Regions from separate parts of the Homo sapiens genome. Here region 2 is linked to region 1. A link is a loop called in an ENCODE intact Hi-C map of the cell type or tissue named here. Cell type or tissue: heart left ventricle. All regions are shown on one strand. Region 1 overlaps GNA12 (G protein subunit alpha 12). Region 2 overlaps GNA12 (G protein subunit alpha 12).

What was found. Peaks named below come from ENCODE experiments on the same cell type or tissue, not always from the same donor. Only the 100,000 strongest peaks of a DNase experiment are listed, where the experiment ranks them.
Region 2: a loop joins it to region 1, with 1.9 times the contacts of the local background. A loop is called at or near these places in 7 of 110 quality-filtered maps.

Annotation. Positions count from the first base shown.
Region 1 is chr7:2,732,033-2,734,532 of GRCh38, reverse strand. It overlaps GNA12 (G protein subunit alpha 12), which reads left to right. Exons shown (of 4, transcript NM_007353.3): 3 at 1,032-1,082. It also overlaps a transcript of AMZ1 not described here. Among named protein-coding and RNA genes, the nearest start is that of AMZ1, 45 kb to the right of the region's middle. RefSeq lists an enhancer at 1-794. In heart left ventricle, no CTCF peak of the experiment used is centred here; a DNase peak (open chromatin) is centred at 1,123; H3K27ac peaks cover 1,179 bases.
Region 2 is chr7:2,800,075-2,802,574 of GRCh38, reverse strand. The region is part of intron 1 of GNA12 (G protein subunit alpha 12); the gene reads left to right. Among named protein-coding and RNA genes, the nearest start is that of GNA12, 43 kb to the left of the region's middle. In heart left ventricle, no CTCF peak of the experiment used is centred here; a DNase peak (open chromatin) is centred at 1,059; H3K4me3 peaks cover 408 bases; H3K27ac peaks cover 1,671 bases.

The DNA of each region.
Region 1 (2,500 bases):
CATTCTGATGGCCTTCTCTCCTTAAAATTCTCCTGCGTCAGCTCGCCACATGTGTATGACCTTGCCCCTGTACATTTCCATGAGAACACAGAAAGTGACTGCTCTTCCCACAAGCCCTGATGTCAGGGCAGCCTGGAAGCCTTGACCCCGCCTGCTGGTGTCTGTCTTTAGAGCAGGGTTCAAAGTGGAATCTTATAGAAAGTGGTATAATTGGTTTTTAATACGCTACCTTTGAAGGGACTCATTGCGTGCCTGTTCATATGCGGGCTGCTCTGTGGTCGGTGGTTGCGCTCTCCCGGCTCCTCCCGTGCCCCGTGTGTGCCTCGCATTTGGCGGCTCAGCGCTTCCTGAAACGGGGTCCTGGGTGATTCCGCAGGGCCCTTCGCACTATGGAACACGTCTCAGATTGTATCGATGATTGGTCCAGGCAGGAGAAGACTGGCCATCATTCCACCACAACAATCCAAATGGAAGATTCCCCTGTGTTTGCTACTATAAATCAGGTCATAAAAATGTGGGAAGGAATAATGGACTCTTTCTAGAAACTGGAAGATGTTTTGCTAGATGCTCCTTTTCGTCAGGATGTTTTGTCTTTAAGGACAATGTCTTGGGTCCCTTAGGCCATCTTCGACAGAAGCAAGACTGTACCCAGGAGCCAAAATCTAAAATCCTATTCTAGCCTGTCCTTTGCTGGCCGCATGGCCAGGAGTGGGCCAGCCTTCATGTCTGGAAAGAGAGTCCCCCATCAGAGGGGCCTGCATCGCACCACACACCAAAACCCAGCAGCGAAAATTGAAAAACAGCCAGAATTTGAACCTTGGGGTTGGAGCTAAAGAACCTGCATTAAACATTTTCTTTAATGGTAGTTTTTTTATTTTAGAAAACACACGGACACTCTCTGCCTTTTTCCTTTGCTTTCCCATTCACACGGAGGCGAAATGCCACTGCTCTTACCCTGTTCAGTTCTTGTATTTGCCACATCAGGATTCCTCAGTCCAGACTGAGCTGTGAATATTCTTCCTTCCTGACAGGGGGAGTCGGTGAAGTACTTCCTGGACAACTTGGACCGGATCGGCCAGCTGGTGAGTAAGCACGCCCGCCCGAAGAAGCTGGGCTCCAGGGTTAGAAAACGTGTCCAGAGACCAAAGCAGTCCACGTTGTGAGGACTTTGGCTGGACTGACAGGCCGAGCTTGTTCTGTCACATTACCACGAATAGTACTGTAATGGCACGCTCTCACTTGGATCTGGGCCCCGTCTCAGTGGGGAGGGGAGGAAACTGCCTTTGCCCAGATCACCATAAAGGAGACAGACAGAGGAGTTCATGAGTGAAAGGAGGACTTCCTTTATCTCATGGAAAATTCAAACATACTCAAAAACAAATAGTCTAATGAAACCCCAGGCATGGCAGTTATCACTGATTACCAGTCTTGTTTCAGCAGCCCTCCCCCGGCCTCCGGGAGCAAATGCAGAGAATATTTTAGAGTGTACCTCAAAAAGACAAGACGAAAAATGACAACCGCAGTACCGTATGGCTCCTGAAAAATTGGCAGTAATTCCGTAATGTCAACCTAGTCAGTTTAGAGATTTTCCCTGTTGTCTCATTAATGTTTTCATGTTGATTTTGCTTTGTTTTAGCAGAGTTTGAATCAACAACCTAATAAGGTCATGCATTGCCATTGGTCAGGATCACTTAAGTGTTAATCTGTATGTCTCTCCTTTTTTTCTTTCAACTTGTTTATTGGAGTAACTGGATTATTTATCCTGTAGGGTTTCTTACCATGTGGACTTTGCTCTTCCACCCCTGCAGTGTTATTGAAGATGTTTCTCTGTCCCCTGCACACCCCGTGGGTGGTAGTCAGACCTCTAGATCGAGGCATGATCATGTCCGTGTTTGGTGTTTTGGCAAGAAGCTGCCTGAGTGGTGTGTGCACTCATCACGGGAGGTGTTTTGTTGGTTTTTTGTTCTGTTTTGTTTTTCGATTTTTTGAGACAGGGTCTCACTCTGTCACCCAGGCTGGAGTACAGTGGCACGATCGTAACTCATTGTAGCCTCAACCTCCTAGGTTCAAATGATCCTCCTGTCTCGGCCTCCCAAGTAGCTGGGACTATAGCATGAGGCACCACGCCCAGCTAATGTTTTTACTTCTTGTAAATATGGGGTTTTACTATGTTGCCCAGGCTGTTCTTGAACTTCTGGGCTCAAGGTATTCCTCCCACTTCCCAAAGCACCAGGATTATAGGTGTGAGCCACCGTGCCTGGCCTGGAGGATTATTAATAGTGCAAAGTCAAAGTGAGTGAAGAGTATGCTTGCCTGTGTGTCGCTAAAGACTTAAAGAATTGTCTAAGAATAACATTAAATGTATTGCAGATTGAATTTACATCACATTCAAAACCTAAATTAATTCACAGTAAGGTTTTGGAAGCTATAAGCTTTAGGAGTTAGAAAAATAAAAAGGTATCTCTGGTATGGAAACAAAAAAGATGGTAAATTTCCTCTG
Region 2 (2,500 bases), 68 kb before region 1:
ATTTTATGTCTATCGTAGCTTTGGTATTTATTGTGGGAAGATTTTACTAAGGAATGACTAATCTTAAAAGATTTGGTTTGATTAGGGGCTAAACTAACATAATCTATTTTGAAATGAGATAACAGGATTTGCAGTTTTTGGTCTTCATCCAGCAAAATTGAACCCCACCCCCCACCCCCCCAAAAAAAATCTACATCCCCAGCAGAGAGGGAATCTATACTTTGACTAGAAGTTTAAGTTGCTGGATTTATAAGTTGTCTTAAAAATATGCTGTCTGAACAGTTTGAAGTGTGACATTGTATTGAGATGAAGTCATCAAACTGCTTGAGACTTTAACCGTTTATATTTGGGTAACCAAATAAAATGTATGGTTATTCAAACAATTAATACTTCAGTAATACCATTACTGAAAAAAGGATTTTTCTCTTAGCTATTAAAGAGACTTGAATGAGTTGTCGTTCTTATTTATTTTAAGTGTATGTGAGTTTTAGGATTTTCTTGGCTTTTGTGTTTTAGAAAATTGGTCTTTCATTGGAAAAGGACAGGAGTAAGAGGTTTATTATAATATGCCTCCTATACTAGTATTTTACTTTTAAGACTTTAGCAATTCTATATAACAATGGTAAAAGTGTAACTATCAGTTCTGCAAAAGTACGGTAAATACATTATTGTTACAGGCTTTAAACTCCAGAGAGAGCTTACGTCTCTCTCTAAAAAGGAAGAAAAGGGGACTCAGAATTTAGCCAAATGTCCCCAAGTAGAAAACTTCGCTGGAACTCAGATGTGGATTTTCAGAACAAAGTTGGCAGAGAGCAGTTTTTGACTAGAATAAATGTAAAAGGGCAAAAGAGAGACATCTTTTTTTTTTAATGCCTTTTTTCCTTCAAAGGAAGGGAAAATGGACTGTAACTACAAAGCTTACAAAACTACTACTTAACTGTTCAAAGCTCATCAGTAGTTTAGCCACCTTTCTTGTGTTTTGAAAAAGGGAAAGGAGGAGTCTTTTCTTGTGGTTGGGTGCAGTTCATTTGGACCAGCTCCAGCCTGCTTGGGCGGATTGTGCGGTGGGAATAGACTGCTGTTGCATGGGCCAGTTTTGCGTGTGTGTGTTTTTAAGCCAAACCTATGTTCACCCTGATAGTTGGGGAAGGCCTGGTGTGTGCAGTCCTGCAGTCTTCGTAAGTGACCTTTGGCCTTCCAAGTCCTACCTGGCCCCCTGACTTCGTCTTTGACATAAAAATGAAACTTCCTAGGGGTTATTGATTTAACTTCTGAGTGAGATTGTACTCCTTGTGAAGCTAAACTTTTCATTTGTAAAAATAGCACCTGAATAGATACCTGGTGGGTCGGACCCAATTTCTGTATTTGAGTTGGACGAGCAGGGCCTTCCCGGATAGCGGGAGGGTTGGTGACTTGATTGGGAGGGCATGGAGGCTGAAACCCCATCCAAGCCACTGTTGCCAGGCTGGGCCGCATCTGCCTGGATGATGGAGAGCGTTTTTCTGATTTGTACAAAGGCACCGAGACCCTTTGCCCGAGACCTCGCCAGAGAAATCTGTGTGCTACCTTCTCCGTGCCGAGATAGTTTTTGTTGTGCATAGTGGGGAAAAGAGGAATTGCCTTTGTTTCCTTGGGTTCTTGAACCTTTTTGGTTTTGTCCTTTTGGAAAGGCAAGAGTTTGGTGTGGTGTAGTCAAAGGAAGTGGGGAGATGAGGACCCGGAGGAGGAATCACAGTGGGGGAGCCGGGAGGAAGGAAAGTGGAGAGTTTATTCAAGTCACATTTTCCCTCTAGGTAGATTCCAGTCCACCACTGCCACTCGCTCAGATGAACCCACCCTTCGGAAAGCTCCGTCTGAGGCCCACCTCCAGTTAGGGTTTTAGCAAGCCTCCCTTCCCTACTATCTCTTTGCCTTCGGCCTCTGCTAACCCTCCCTCTCCACATCACATCGTTGGAACTTACATTGCCGTGGTCGCTAGTTAACTTTTTAAAAACTTTTTATTTTGAAATAAGTATAGGTTCACAGGAGGTTGCAAAGATAGTACAGAGAGGCAGGCAGTTTTTCCCAGTGGTTATGACAGACATAATTTCAGTATGCTGTTGAAGTCAGGAGACGGGCTTTGGGACACTGTGTGTGGTTGTGCGCCCTTTCCTCACCTGTGTAGGTTTCTGTAACCACCACCACAGTCCAGACCACAAAGATCTCCTCGTGTTGCCCCTTTCTAGTCACTTCTCCCCCTGTCTTTCCCATTACTAACCCCTGGCAACCATGAATCTCTTGTCCATCTCTGTAATCTTGTCACCTCAAGAATGTTATTAAACAGAATCGCATAGTGCGTGATCTTTTGAGACTGACTTTTCGTTTAACATAACATCCTAGAGCTTCATCCAAGTTGTTGCATTTCCGTAGTGAACTCCCATTTGTTGCTGGGTAATGGTCCATGGTATGGTGCACCACAGCTTGCTTCCAGTTTGGGGCTATGATGAACAGAGCTGCTGTG